3 separate regions of the Mus musculus genome follow, and regions 1 and 2 are each linked to region 3. A link is a contact called in ENCODE Hi-C or POLR2A ChIA-PET data. All regions are on one chromosome and are shown on one strand. The core of a region is the stretch at or near the end of the contact, and the rest is flanking DNA. Distances in the headings are between cores, read along the strand shown.

Region 1 (4,958 bases), core at 276-2,775, 160 kb after region 3:
CAAACGTCTGTGTAAACCCTGACACAGTAACAGCATCGGCACATTTCCCCCTTTGTTTAACAAGCAGCAGAAAACTTTGCTGAGTTATGCTGGGGCTCAAAGGTCAAGAAAACAAATAAACAACCCAGAAAGAACTCTTCAGTTACTGAGCCCTAGAGACTAGGGCTTCTAAAACGCACTGCCTTGCCAATTTATCTTTGAGCAGTGACTTTGCCGTTTATAAAGAGCATGGAGACTGCCTCAGATGGAAAGACACCTAGAGAATCCCTGACCGGCAAACACAACGCAGCAAGGTCATTTCTACAAGAAGCAAACAATACCCACACTTGATGTGCTTATGGTTTAGATGGAAAGCCAGGACATTTTAGTAAAGATCAAAAGGAAAATACAGAGTATGAAAACAACAAAGAAATGAAGCTTTGTTTCTTGGGTCTGGCAGCTGCTCAGGCAGACTCTGACCCGGCCATCTATCTAGCTGAGTCCCCAGCACGAGTGCCACACCACCCAGCCTGAAGAAAGCAAATTGAGACCCGGTTAGACAAACATGGCTCGTCCAGGAGGTCATTTCCTGACATGGCCTGTTCCAATACTCTGAATTACGAACGTAACAGGAAGTGAGTGAGGCGGCCCAGTGACCTTATTACTCCAAATAAACTCAAACTTGTAAAACCACTGGAAATATACTGGATAGCATAGTTGTGAGTAAACAAAACACCCCCACAGCCCAGGCAGACAACGATCCTGAAACAGCTTTTGGTTGAGACCATCCTCGTTCTGTTACTGTTACAAAGGATCCTGTTAAGGTTTTCCCTGTCATTGAAAGAAGGCGGTTGCTTTAATCCGCAGCCTCCCACCCCCACCCCCAGCCCCACCCCCACCCCGGCAAGCACTTTGAAGTTGCCAGTATGGCCTCTCATGAAAGCGTATAAATCCATCTATTTAGGAACTGCTCTCTGGCCTATGCTTCATTGATTTTGTTGGAACATGGTGATGGGCTAATACTATCTGCTAAGACAAGCCCTCATGTGACCTTTTAAAAGAAAAAAACAAAACACTAAACACAAGGTCATTCAGGAGGAGTTTACCGCTGGGCCACCACGGTGGAAGGGACAGGTGCCTGGGCTCTTACTCTCTATTTACCCCATGAGCTGTGTTCTTTCTCTGCCTCCCCCCCCCCCCCCCAAACATTTTATGTTTCAGGATAAAAACTGAGGGAGAGCCACGTGGTGGTGGAATGCTTTAATCTCAGCACTCCAGAGACTAATGCATGTGGATCTCTGAGTTCGAGGCCAGCCTGGTCTACAGCGTGGTTTCCAGGATACCCAGAGCTACACGGAGAAACCCTGTCTCAAAAACCAAACAACAAACAAAGTGAGGGAAAGACATTAGTAAGAAGGGGAAAAACATCTTTTTTCAGTCCCAGAATGTTCCAGGCAAAACATTCAGTAGTACCCACTGTGCCTGAACAATCTGACTGGCTAAGCAGAGCTTGGTCACGTGTGTCAGCAGCGACTGCGCAGGTGCAGAGCTGCTTGGCAGCGGTTGGTGGCCAGAGGCCACTGAGAGCTCAAATGGGCTCCTTTCTTCCATGCGTCAGGGTTGCTATTTTGGAACCCTCTTAGCTGAATGACACAAAGTCAGGGACGGCTACAGAAATATACTCCATTCAGTGAGCCTGAAATCCTCATCAAGTGAACTTTCCACTCGCCGGGAACACACTCCTTCCTCTGCACGCTGTCTGAGCCTCTGCTTCAGGCTTCAATCTCAAAATGACTTCCTTCCCCCACACTTGGTGATCCCATGACATCCTGTCCTTCCCTGGGCACTTCTCCCATTGTGCTCTGTGGAAAGGACAGCTGTCTATAGCCATCAGAGGGCAGAGGACGGGTTCTATGTTCACTATTACACTCTTGACCTGACAGTCGCGTGGTCCCTTCTCAATGTGTTCAGGTGTTGTTTGATGCTGGGGGTGGGGGTGGGGGGCACAAAATGAGAGAACTAAGGAAAGAAAGAACAAAATATACAACGTTCTGAGTGCTTCACAATAAAGGTTTCAAGATTTGAGTTGGAGAGATGGCTCAGCGTAGCACTTAAGAACCGTGGCTGCTCTTGCAGAGGACCTAAGTTCAATTCCCAGCAACCACATGGTGGCTCACAACCATCTATAACAGGATCCGATGCCCTTTTCTAATATGTCAGCTACAGCATACTCATATAATAAACAAACAAACAAGTCTTTAAAAAAGAAAACCAAAATCATTTTTTTTTTAATTCAAGATTTGCAGGGGTGGTGGCGCACACCTTTAACTCCAGCACCCAGGAGGCAGAGGCAGGTGGGTCTCGAAGTTTGAGGCCAGCCTGGTCTACAGAGTGAGTGAGTTCCAGGACAGCCAAGGTTAGAGAGAGAAATACTGTCTTGAAAAGCCAAACAAACAAAAAAATCCAAGTTTTAAAACACCATCATGGTGGGGCGGGGGTGGAGGGTGTCTATAGAGATTACTCGGGACAATATCTGTTGGCTGGAACTGTCTTGAAGGCAGCATCTACAGGTCTCCTCCAAAGGGAATTTATCTATCGGAATCTCAATGTAAGGGAAACATCCATGTACTTGTGGGAACAGGCAGGATTCTCCAGTCTCAGGGCCAATCCCTACCATTCACACCCATGTCCAGCTGGCCACGTCCCTAGCCTTAACTTTTTTTCTGGACCAACAAAGATTTTTCTGTTGCTGAAATGAGAAATATTCACAAGGTCCTAAATCAGGCCAGTCACTGCACTGACTATAAGTCACTTGACTATAAGGCCTGGAATGGCTTCTCTGTCTCTCTCTGTGTGCACTGTTCATCTCTTTCCTGTGACTGAGTGCTTTTTTCCAATCAAGCATTCATTCTTACAAGTCTATGCAGGAAGCGACAGCCTTGTGCAGACAGACAAACATGCACAGTCCATCAGGGAAGGCCCATTCCCTGCATCTGGACTCCCAGGGAGTCATGTGAGGATGTCCCACAGTGAGCCTTCACTAAAGACCAAGAACTCAATGCAATCACGCAGGCAATGCACAAGCCATTCCTGCCCTCCGCTTGCCCTGTAGGACCAGCAGGTAGGATCCAAGCATGTCCTCAGATTTTGGCAAAAAGAAGAAAATATAGTCCTTTGGGTAAATCTGATCATTTTCCTGCCAAAAGGTTATAACTTAACACCCCGTGTTGAAAGCCCTGAGGGCACTAACCACTGCAGAGCTCACCATTCAATATTTCGTCTTTCTCAAGTGCAGAAATGTATACAAAATTTCTCTTTTAGCAAAAGATCACTGTGTCTTAAAACTGTGTGAACTCTCAAATCTTAGAAGATTCACAGTGCATCAGAAACCGTGGGAAACAAATGTAGCCAGTACCATAAGACATCATTGTAATGAGGACTGGAAAAGAGTCTGCGCTCAAGGTCAATGGCAAGAAGGACATTCCTCAAAAAGCGTAAAGTAAAATAAATAAATAAGTAAATACAAGTTAGTGGTGCTCATTTAAACTACTGAAAAACTCTCAACTACTGTGTATGTGTTCACAAGGGTGGACCACTCGACACACTAGAAGTAAACACTATTGTGAACTCTAGAGTCTCTGGGTGACAATGGTGTTGCGGTACAGGTTCAACTGGCTCAACAGCCTTCTCCAAGGCATCACTCTGGTGGAGGATGATGCTGGTAACACAGGAGACTATGTACAGACGTGGGTGTGGATGGGGGAGGGTCTGAAATAGCTGCATCTTCCTCTTAATTTTGCTTCATAACCCAAACAACTCTAAAGACCAAAGTCCTTTTAGAAAGCCTTGGGGCCAGAGAGACCACTAGTGGTTAGGAGAGTTTGTACTCCTCCAGAGTACCTGAAGTTGGTTCCAAGTACCCAAGTTAGACAGCTCCCAAGCTCCTGTAACACCAGCTCCAGGGGGTCTAATGCCTTCTTCTGGCTTCCTCAGGTCTCTGCACACAAGCAGTATAAGCAAACAGACACAGATACGTAAGGTTGGTTTTTTTAACGCAAAGCATGCCAGGTGTGGTGGCACACGCTCTGATCCCAGAACTTGGGAGTTAGAGAGCATTGGATGGGTTCAAGGCCATCCTCATCCACTCAGCCAGTTCAGGGCCAAGCAGGGCCACAGGAAGCCCAGTCTCAAACAAACTAGGAAAAGAAAACAGTCAAAAAACTCACGAATGGGCCCTACCCTCTGGCCTCAGACATTGTGATTTAATTGTTATGAAGTGGACCCAGGCACTCAAACCTTCAAATGCCCTTAAGAGTCTAAGACCAACCATTCTCTCTGGCACACCAAGAGGAAGTCAGACCTTCACTAGTAATGTCCTTCCACAGGAAGACCTAGCCTGAGGCAGACAAGCTCTGCTCTGTGGATGACTGACTGAGTAAGGTTCACTGGTAAAAGAAATGTTATGGACCTGAGATTTTAAAAAAACTGAGGCAATGCTCTATTGTCTTCTTAGACACTGTTAAATGTACACAAAAAAATAGTAACCAAATCTGAGTTAACCATGTCTCCAAAGTCCCTAGATACACATACAATACATACATACAACCTCTGAGAGTGTGCAAGCTGTCGTGACTTTAATGGTTAGAGATGCACATCAGGAAGGAATGAAACATGAAGCTAGTGTTTATTTTATAGCACAGTGACAGATTCTACTGGGGGCTTGAACCACAGCTCCGCTAGGTTCTGAGAAATGTAAGTGAGCTAACCATGTATGGAACCTAAGCCTGTTGCCAACCATCTGGGCGTGGGGCAAACAAGCTAACCGAGTGGCTCACACACGGGCAAGGCAGAGAAACGGTGGGCAGAGACATCTGTGTGCAGCTGGAAGCGGTGTGGATTACTAATAGTTTGGGACAGATTCTCAATTAAATTTGATTTGAATGCAAATTTGTCCATGCCAGTTTCTTATTTAAAACTTA
Region 2 (4,710 bases), core at 2,084-4,583, 220 kb before region 3:
TAAGAGGAAAGAAATACAGGTCTTTATGGAGAATATTTCTCTCATTTATGAGTCATCAAAGACCCCTGACAGTTTAAAAATAAAAGTTTGAATATCGCCTAGGAGGTGACTTAATGCACTACGCTCCCACATCTGCTGAACTCTGTGCTTTTACACGACTGCATCAACAATAGCTCTGAAGGAAAGATAATGAAGAGCCTGTTGCTTGTAAGGACAAAAACCAACTCTTCTGGTAGAAATGTCAACTGTCAACTTCTTAGAAATTTCAAAGCTGGTGAAAAAGAAACAATCCCATTGAAGAAAGAGGATAGAAGCTAACACTTGCTGACAGGGCTCTCAAGGAGACTCAGCTTCCCCCCTGAGGCCACAGCACCAGCTCACTAGGCTCTCTAGGTCACCTACATTCCCCCCTGGGGCCCTAATCACACTGGCTCACTCACTCATGTTCTAGGACATCGACTTTCTCCTTGGAGCTACAATCAAGCAAAAACATTCAAAGAATTTAATCGGATTTATACTTTCTGACTCAAATTATAAACTGTACTAATCTATACAAAATAACCCCAAATACAGAGAGGTTGGATTATATATACTAATGGTTATAACTTCTGTTATAATAGTGAAAAGGGCCGTATGCTGTTTTTTTCCTCCCTGTAGCCCTGGCTCTCCTCCAACTCACAGATCATCTACCTGCCTCTACCTCCAGAGTGCTGGGATTAAAGACGTGAGCCATCACAGCCCGGCTGTTTATTTTCATAAAGGACAAAATAAATGGTTATACGGCCAGGCAAGGGGACACAAGCCCTTAATCCTACCACTTGGGGGGTGGGGGGGGGGCAGGCAGGTCAAGTTCAAGGGCAGCCTACCTACACATAGTGAGTTCCAGGGCACCAGGACTATGTAGAAAGACTCTGTCTCAATTACCAATAACTAAGCCTGGTATGGTGGCTCATATCTTTAGTCCCAGCACTCAGGAGGCAAAGGCAGGCAGATCTCTGTGAGCTGATGGCAGCTTGATCTACATAGTTCCAGGACAGCCAGGGCTATGTAGAGGTCTTGTCACAAACAAACAAACAAGAATAGATGGTTATACAAATTTGTAACCATATGATGAAATATTATAAAACCATTAAATTATTTAGAGGAAAGATGGGAAAATATTTAAGATGTATATTAAGACAAAAACTGGGTGCATACTCTATTTTACCTGTTGTTATCTGAGGTTTCTAAACTGCATATTTTTAAGATGGTTAAGAACAATGAAATGGCCCGGCGAGTGGTACACGCCTTTAATCCCAGCACTTGGGAGGCAGAGGCAGGCAGATTTCTGAGTTCAAGGCCAGCCTGGTCTACAGAGTGAGTTCTAGGACAGCCAGGGCTATACAGAGAAACCCTGTCTCAAAAAACAACGACAAAAAAACAAAAAAAAAAAAACAAAAAAAACAAAAAAAAAAAAACAATGAAATGGCATTTTCACCATAAGTTTAGGTAAAATTTATTCTTAACCTTTAAGGGATAGAAAACATTAAATGACTAAGAGATTAAGTACAATGATAGATTGAGATCCACAAGATGAGTCTGTAAAATACAGGTTTTAACTACTTTCCTGAATTAGAGCAAATATGAAATAATAAAGGTAGCTCCAGGGCTTTTAACAGGTTTTGTGAAATTTAGTAGTCATGCACAATAGTGCAGCTACATGAAAAGCAGCTCCGTTATGGTAGGCTGCTTCAAATGCTCTGTCTTTCAGCTCTATCACTGGTAGTATCTATTTGCTAAAGGCAAAACATAACATTAGAAATGAGGTGTTTGGGCCTTGTTTAAGATTTAGAGGATCCAGCCCCCTCTCCCACGACACCCCCTAACCAGGCCCACATGCAATGCAGCAAAACACTCATACAACAAAAACAATTCTATTAGAAACATATTCTGAATTAATAACATTTGAAACAACTTATGTTTCAAAAAGGATTCTTTTACATATGTAAATTTTAAACAACAACAACAACAACAAAAGGTCCTGAAGAGCCTCCCTTTTTCTTTCTTTCCATCAACTGCCTACCAAACTTAAGCACTGAATCTCAGCTTCTGTCATCTCTTTCCTGCTTACTGGCCTCCTCTCCAGCATTCCAGCCCTCCATCTTCTACAACACCTCCAAGAAACCTTCCAGACACAACCACGATGCATGTAGATATTGAGTAAAACTACACCTGATGACTACTATATAAAATTCAAACTTCTTAGCAAGACAGAGAACTCTCCAATGACGAGGGAGGCAACACTCTGCCAGGGCGCCCCCCCCCCAAACTTTGTCAGGATACAGTTATAGGCATCCCCAAACACCTCAGATCTCAGTCTGAGTGCTGGCTTTACCCGGCCATCCAGTCTCCAGACTTGATCAAGATTCTGCCCAGGTGCACTGACCCTCGCGCGAACACACTAACGCGCACACACACCTGTATACATCTTCATCCTAACCAACCACACAATAATATAACGGTCTCTCGTGAAACTATGAATTCCTTGGGCCTTTCTCTTTCATCTGTCCTATCTCAAGTGCTTATCACAGCACCTGATTTGCTAAAAGAAGGAAAGAAAAAAAAAAAAAAACCTGAAATCTTCATCCTAAACAGTCACACAGTAACGTCACACGGTCTCACGTCCTCTGAAGTCTGTGGTACTCAATGGTTCATGTTCAGAACCTCAAGAGCACACCACAGAACCAAAGAAGCTCAAAACTAAACATAAATACCATTTCCGTCATTGCCCGCAAGGGAACAGGTCATCGCGCCCAGAAAGGTTGCGCAGGCTTAGGTAGGAAAAAAAGGAGCGGCGAGGTTTAGGTGAAGTCCACCAAAACAGCCGCGCTCAGTTCAACCCTGAGAAGCTACAGTTCCAGCAAGCAGAGGTCGCCGCGAGCAGGGAACAGGACCATTTACTGAAGTTGTCAATCAACGGTCGGTCAGAGGGACCGAGCCTGCGGCCCCAAGTACCGCGTGAGGCTGCACCGAGACCGTCAGACCCCCAGCCCGGACACCAACCGGACCTGGCCCGGCTCGGCTCGGCTCGGCTCGGCTCGGCCCGGCCCCGCCCCACAGCCTCACTTTTCCACATCCGCAGACTTCATGATGTGGGTCTTGGACGCCGTCAGCTTCCAAGGCCCGAAGGAGAAGTCCTGGTGGCTGCTCTGAAAGCCGTGGATCATCATGGCAGAAGCGGAGCCGCAGGGTTACTCGGAGCAAGCGCCTGCGGCAGCGGTCGCACGATGGCCCTCTCTGCAGCGCGGCTCCTGGGCGCGTCCGTTACCATCTCGGCCCCGCCCCCTGCCGCCGCGCCGTAGGCCCGCCCTTCCGCCGTCTCTTCCGCCCCTCCTGGTTTTACTTCCGGGACCACTAGCTCAGGGTGACACACGTCTTACGTGGAGACGCTGAGGGGCGGGACTTGAGCGCGGGGGTGTCGCTCTGGCGCGCCGCCCTGAAGTCTCCGGGTGACGTCACCCCAGAGTGAATGTGGGAATTTGTCTTTCTGGATCCAGAGCCCCGTGCTTCACTGCCTTACCTCCTCCTTACAGACCGCTCCAAGCAGTGTCATCACCTCTTGTGCTTATGAGTCGTGGTGAAGAGGACATGCCCAATGTCCCTATCGCTCAGGAAGCCCAGCACCAACAGCGACTTTGGAGCCAATGACAAATAGTAGCTCCTCCACCTTGAATCCCAGTGGAAGAGCCCCACTTTCTTACCGTGCAAACCGCCGACGCCCTGTGTTTGATTCTTTGTACCACGAAAGAAACGTCAAATTATCCTTATGATATTTTAAGACTTTTCTACCCGCACACAGGTGTAGTGGAAACGACGCTGAAAGCCCGGTGCTCCGTCCATGCTTGCAGTGCAACTGTGTGTATCTTTGGGTAAAACACAACTGATTCTTTTCGGCCCCAGCTGCCTCAAAATGAGATGGTTTAATGTTTGAGCATCTCAAAACTGTTCACCATCTCAATTCCAACACCCCCTCTCTTATTCACTCAGTGTTTGTTTCATCGACGCTGGAACCGCTAAGCAGCGTTGTTGCATGATTTCTGCTTCAATTCCTACCTTGTCTACCAGAAGGTGTTAAGCCAAGTAAACCTTTTCCTCCTCAGGTATTTTCTGTTTGTGTGTCTGTCCCAGGAACCCATCATCAATTTCCCCTGCCCAAGGTGTCTGGATTAATTCATTCCGTTGGCATCCTATCCTTGGTTCCTACATAGTTACTCTATTTCCATTGCCTACGGAAAGTAGGGCGTCTCAGCTTCCGCAGAGGATAAAGATGTTCATCCCGAATAGTGGAGGATTGTCTACCATCACTGACCTCCAGAGGTTGGCCCCTGACGCACTTCCCAAGGAGGCTGGGGTCCTTTCACTGACGTTACATTGTAAACCTCACATCATCTAGATCTGCTAGAAGACCTAATAAGGAGGTAAATGAGCAAATTACATGCAACGAAATCCATCCTCTTTTCTTTCTGAAAGAGTTCCATACAGCCAGCCTAGGCTAGCCTTCAATTCACTATTGTAGCTAAGGAGGACCTTGAATTCCTGATTGTTCTGCTTCTTCCCAAGTGCCGTGTGTGTGTGTGTGTGTGTGTGTGTGTGTGTGTGTTTTTCACCAAGCCTCCAACATTCTTACTATATGAAGTCTTCCTTTGAATTTTTCTGCATTAGGCCAAGAAA
Region 3 (4,552 bases), core at 1,869-4,368:
TGCCTATGTTTTTTAATTTTCAGAAAGGGTCTCATGAATTCTGGGATGGCCTTGAACTCTTTATCCTCCTGCCTCTACCTCCAGAGTGTTAGGATTACAAGCTGACACCTCCACACCAGTATATGGTGCTAGGAATGGAACCCAGGGCTTCCTGCATACTAAGCAAGCACTCTTTTAAATGAGCTACATCCCAGTACCTAATCTTCACACACTTAAGATCAGGCAGTGACAATACCAATCCTGTTTGTGTGCTATAGGAAGTCAGTGAATACATTAGCGTCATTATCTAAAAAACTGGTAATTTTGTCAGAGTTTTCTCTCCTTGTTCAGTTCCTGAGGAAGTTAATGGAACCTTTGTGTTTTGTTTCTTTAGTATCGAAACCTCCATAAAAATGAGCATTCCAGTTTGAATGTTACTTAGCAGTAATTTATTATTAGGAATGCAAATAATAGAAGCCTATTAGGAGAAAATGCAAACTATAAAACTCTGAACAATTATGATGTTTAAATCTGCATGTCTTTAAGAAATCAACTAACTTTCTAAGTTCCTTGCACTTGGAATTTAAAAGGGTGTTTGTTTGTTTGTTTGTTTGTATGTTTGTTTGTTTTTTGAGACAGAGTTTCACTAAAAATCCTTCAAACTAGCAGCAAGTCTCCTTCCTCATCAAAAAAGGCTTTATGAGAAAGGTCATCCTCCCCCCCCCCACACACACAAAGAAACTTATTAGGTATCAGATTCATTAGACTGCCTGCCCATAGGTTTTATTTCAAAGATGACCTTAAACAGGTGATCCTACCAGCCAGCCCTTTACCTTGGAAGTGCTGGGATTACAGGATTACAGATGTCTGCCATCTAACCCAGGAAAAATCGCTTTTAAAGAAGTGCTGAAGTATGCATCATTGTTACACTTCAATTACTTAAAGCTAAACATAGTGGCAAACATCAGTAACTCCAGAACTTAGAAGACTAAGGCAGTTCTTAGTCTTAAAGAGTTTTCTCTTTGCAATGTCAGAGTCTAGAGAACAAACTGAAGCAGCAGAGGCTTGGTAGCTGGCACCCTCACCCGCTGAGCCATCTCGAGAGCCCCACTGACCATGTTCTCATTACCTTTATTATACACAGCCAAACCCAATTGAAATAAGACTAAATTATAACTTCACTCACACAAAACTTTAGCATTTGCTTTATTAAGGTAAAAGTCTGTTTTTTCTACACAAACTAAATTTTAAAATAAACTTTCACACCTCTTTTAAGACAAGGATTTTAAAAAGGACTTTACAAATATTAAAAACAAGCAGTCTAGGTACTTACTACAACATATGTAAATGATGTTTGCACAGTCATGACAGTGAACACATATTACAGAAAAGGGGACAGGGTCAGGTGAAAATTTACAGTGTAATCCCAGCTATCAGGAGAATGAGATAAAAGTTAAGGCTAGTCTGGACTATATAAGGAGTCTCTTTCAAATAAAAATTAAAGAGACTAAAACTTAGAACATTAAAATTCTTCATTAAGTACTATGTAATGTTTTACACACATTTTTATGTCTAAAAGGATCTCCAGACGCAGTGAAGAAAAAAGCAAGGGAGAAAAATGCTTTCACCACCATGCATCCGGTTTTCATTCACACACATGTAGGGTGCACATACAGGCACTAGTATTTATATATGTATGCATTTCTAAGAAGGAAATAAATCAAGGAAAATAATCACAAAACAGAAACATTTCTAGGGGCAGTGGCATGAAATCCAAATGGGACCGATTCTGGGACTTCTGCTTTTTTGTATTTAATTCTTACAATGATAACATTCATTTAAAAACATTAAAACGCACACCTAGGCGTCCTTTAAGCAATTTACAGCCAGTAGTATTGGCTGTAATGAGATTTCATTTCTTTCTATTTTTGTTGTTAGTAAAAAAAAAAAAAAAAATGACAGCAACAAATCGCTTCACTTGGCAAAGAAATGACAGAGTTGGGGGGAGGAGGCACTTTGAAGAAACAGGACTTTTTAGTTGACTCTGGCATGACCCAACACACTCAACAAAACTCACGGTACACAGAACGAAAAAGGTGGAACCCTGCGTCCACAGTCCTGAAGGTTGTTTTTAGAAAGCTTAACTAAGAAACAGAAAATGCCAAGTGTGTTTTCCAGGGGTGGGAACAGGAACGTGAAACCTTACACCACCTAAAAGAGGTCTACGGGACTGACAGCAGGCTGGACCTGGGAAGGCGCGGGGGTGGGGAGGGCTCCGCGATCTCTTTTAGGTTTGGGCTAAGCGCCACGGTTTACAGCGAGCCCGGCTGGGGTGTCAAGTCCCTGAGGGTGGTCAACAGCGTCTCTCTCGGGCGACATCTAACCCCTTGCGGAAGCCGAAGAAGAAGGTGGACAAGCAACACCTTGAGGTCTTCGGCTGAGCGGGGACAGCTCCGGAGAAAAGCAAAAGCGCCAACTTTGGCGTTCAACGTGGCATCTCCGTAAGGCTCGCGGAGTCTTCTCCGGAGTCCCAGCCCACGAGCGACCCCAACACCTTTCCGGGCTTAGTGCCGCCTCCCCACGGCCCGGCTCTCCGAGGGAAGCCCAGCTTGAGCCGCGCCTGGCAGCTTGCAAAGGGGACCCCGACCTTAGGAGGAGCGGGCGCGGATCGCCGTCATCCCACCTGAGACCTAGCCTGCGGGGCGCCCCGGTCGGGGCTCGGTCCGGTCGCCAACAGCCCCGGCGGCGCCCCCTCCCCCACCTCTGGGCGGCGACCTCAGCGCCGCCGCCCCGGGGCCCCCGCTCACCCAGGTAGCGGCTCCTCAGCCGGGACGGGTCCTCCAGCCCAAGGGACCTTTTCCTCACGTCCCACAACAGGTGCGGGCAGGAGCCACTCCGAGCCATGGCTCCGCAGGGGCTGGGGTGGGAAAGGGGAGACCACCGCGGGGGGTGGGGAGGGGAAGAGAGGGAGGGGACAGGCCGATCAACACCCGAGCGGCACCAGCACCATGCGCGCGCCCCGGGGCCTCGCCGGCGCCGCGACTCAGAGGGCGGCAGCCACGGCCGCGCCTTCTCCCCGGGAGCGGAGAGGTACCCGGGCCACGGCTCGCCTCATACTCTCCTCAGACTACCCAGAACATCTAGAGATCGGCAACAGTCCCCTCCCTCGACCCCCCTCCCGCGGGAGGCGGAGGCGAAGGCGGAGGCGGCCGCGAGCTCCTCCCTCTCCTCCCTAGACCACGCCCCCTCCCGGCCCTTCTCGCGAGAGGATGCACACGGGCAACAGAAGCCGCTGTGCGTCACGATTGCCCTCACCCTAGGAGAGGAGCTTGAGGGCGCTCTAGCCTACTCCTTAATGGATTGGAGAGGCATGACGGAAGCCGCTGAGGTTGTCTTGCTCACGCCTCTCGAGTCAAAGGAAAAAACCGGGCGTGATGACCCATGCATGCAATCCCAGCAGTCGGGAGGCTGGACCATAGCGAGATCCAAGCCAGCCTGGGGTACACAGCGAAGACACCGACTCAAAAACAATAAGTAAATAAGAGGAAGTCCGACAGGTATCCAGCGTCATCTTCAGTTCGGGAGAGGGAAGCCCAGAAAGCTTATTAGTCAAAGTGAGGGACCGGGCGGAAGTGCGGCTTCAGGTTCCCCTCTCCAACATGGCCTCCAGGGCCGGAAGGAGATGATTTCTGGCCACGCCTCTTCCGCTCTGTGAGGCCAGCCAATTAGAGCAGGCCGTTAAGCTTGCGCAACGCCTCGCCCGCCTAGCTCTAGCGGCCCCAGCACGGCGACCTCTGTAGCACCTGTTGCCATGACTCCTCCCCCTCGGTCTCCCCAACCCGCTCGCAGGAGGCGGGCCGGGGCGGGCTTTTGCTGAGCTCCGCCCCCCTGAGCCTTTGCGGGACTCGGCCTCTAGGTGCTTCACCTCTGGCTGCCAGAGCCGGGGAAGGGCGCCCTAGGGCAGAGGCGGACGCCCCAGCGCTGCAGAGAGAAAGTGACGAGCCGCCCTTCGTTGTCAGCCAGGAACGCGGACACAGCGGCGCTCCCACCCTGCTGCTGTCGATCCCTAGGCCGCCGCGATGGCAGCTGCCGGCGCCCGAGGCCTGCGGGCCACCTACCACCGACTCATGGATAAAGTGGAGTTGTTGCTGCCAAAGAAATTGAGGCCGCTTTACAACCACCCGGCAGGTAATGAATCCTGAACGGCTCGCACGGAGATCGTTCCTCTCCCTCCGAAACCGGGACATTAGAGGCCCTGTGACAGTTGAGTTGCTACCGGAATCCCAGAGCCCTCATCTCGCCACTGAAGGGAATCCATCAATTCTCCTAGTCTTTCACCTTGTTTCATCTTAGGTCTCTTTCCAAAAACCGAGTATCAGCACCCAGTGCCCTTGTTGACTTTTGATGTCTTCGCTCCCTTAAACACTGCTCACACTCCCGACCTCTCCTCCAGACTTGAACCTTACTTAACTCCTGAGAGCCACGAAGGGGTCTTGGGCCACCATGAAACCCTCCTTCTCCTCCCCTTTCTCCCTCCGTGAATTTCTAACGCACACGTGGGGTAGAGCTGAAA

What was found. A loop is a pair of places that touch in the nucleus more often than their neighbours do. ChIA-PET counts read pairs that join two places held with the same protein, here RNA polymerase II (POLR2A).
Region 1: POLR2A ChIA-PET joins it to region 3 with 17 read pairs in embryonic stem cell. The contact joins the enhancer-like site here to the promoter of Dcaf6 in region 3. POLR2A ChIA-PET finds 5 or more read pairs at or near these places in 3 of 5 experiments (Patski and embryonic stem cell).
Region 2: a map of left cerebral cortex shows a loop between it and region 3 (13-fold over the local background). The contact joins the promoter of Tiprl here to the promoter of Dcaf6 in region 3. A Hi-C loop is called at or near these places in 14 of 37 maps with a recorded cell type or tissue (Patski, T-helper 17 cell, gastrocnemius and 3 more). POLR2A ChIA-PET finds 5 or more read pairs at or near these places in 4 of 5 experiments (Patski and embryonic stem cell).

Annotation. Positions count from the first base shown.
Region 1 is chr1:165,616,753-165,621,710 of GRCm38, forward strand. All of the region lies in intron 1 of Mpzl1 (myelin protein zero-like 1), which reads right to left. Among named protein-coding and RNA genes, the nearest start is that of Mpzl1, 15 kb to the right of the region's middle. Within about 2 kb of position 1,526, at least 3 of the 3 ENCODE cell types and tissues checked have a DNase peak (open chromatin) inside an H3K27ac peak, as active enhancers do.
Region 2 is chr1:165,233,625-165,238,334 of GRCm38, forward strand. It overlaps Tiprl (TIP41, TOR signalling pathway regulator-like (S. cerevisiae)), which reads right to left and starts at 3,334. Exons shown (of 7, transcript NM_145513.4): 1 at 3,106-3,334. The coding sequence starts at 3,209.
Region 3 is chr1:165,457,345-165,461,896 of GRCm38, forward strand. It overlaps Dcaf6 (DDB1 and CUL4 associated factor 6), which reads right to left and starts at 3,119. Exons shown (of 19, transcript NM_028759.1): 1 at 2,787-3,119. The coding sequence starts at 2,883. Mpc2 (mitochondrial pyruvate carrier 2) reads left to right here and starts at 3,916. Exons shown (of 5, transcript NM_027430.3): 1 at 3,916-4,167. The coding sequence starts at 4,059.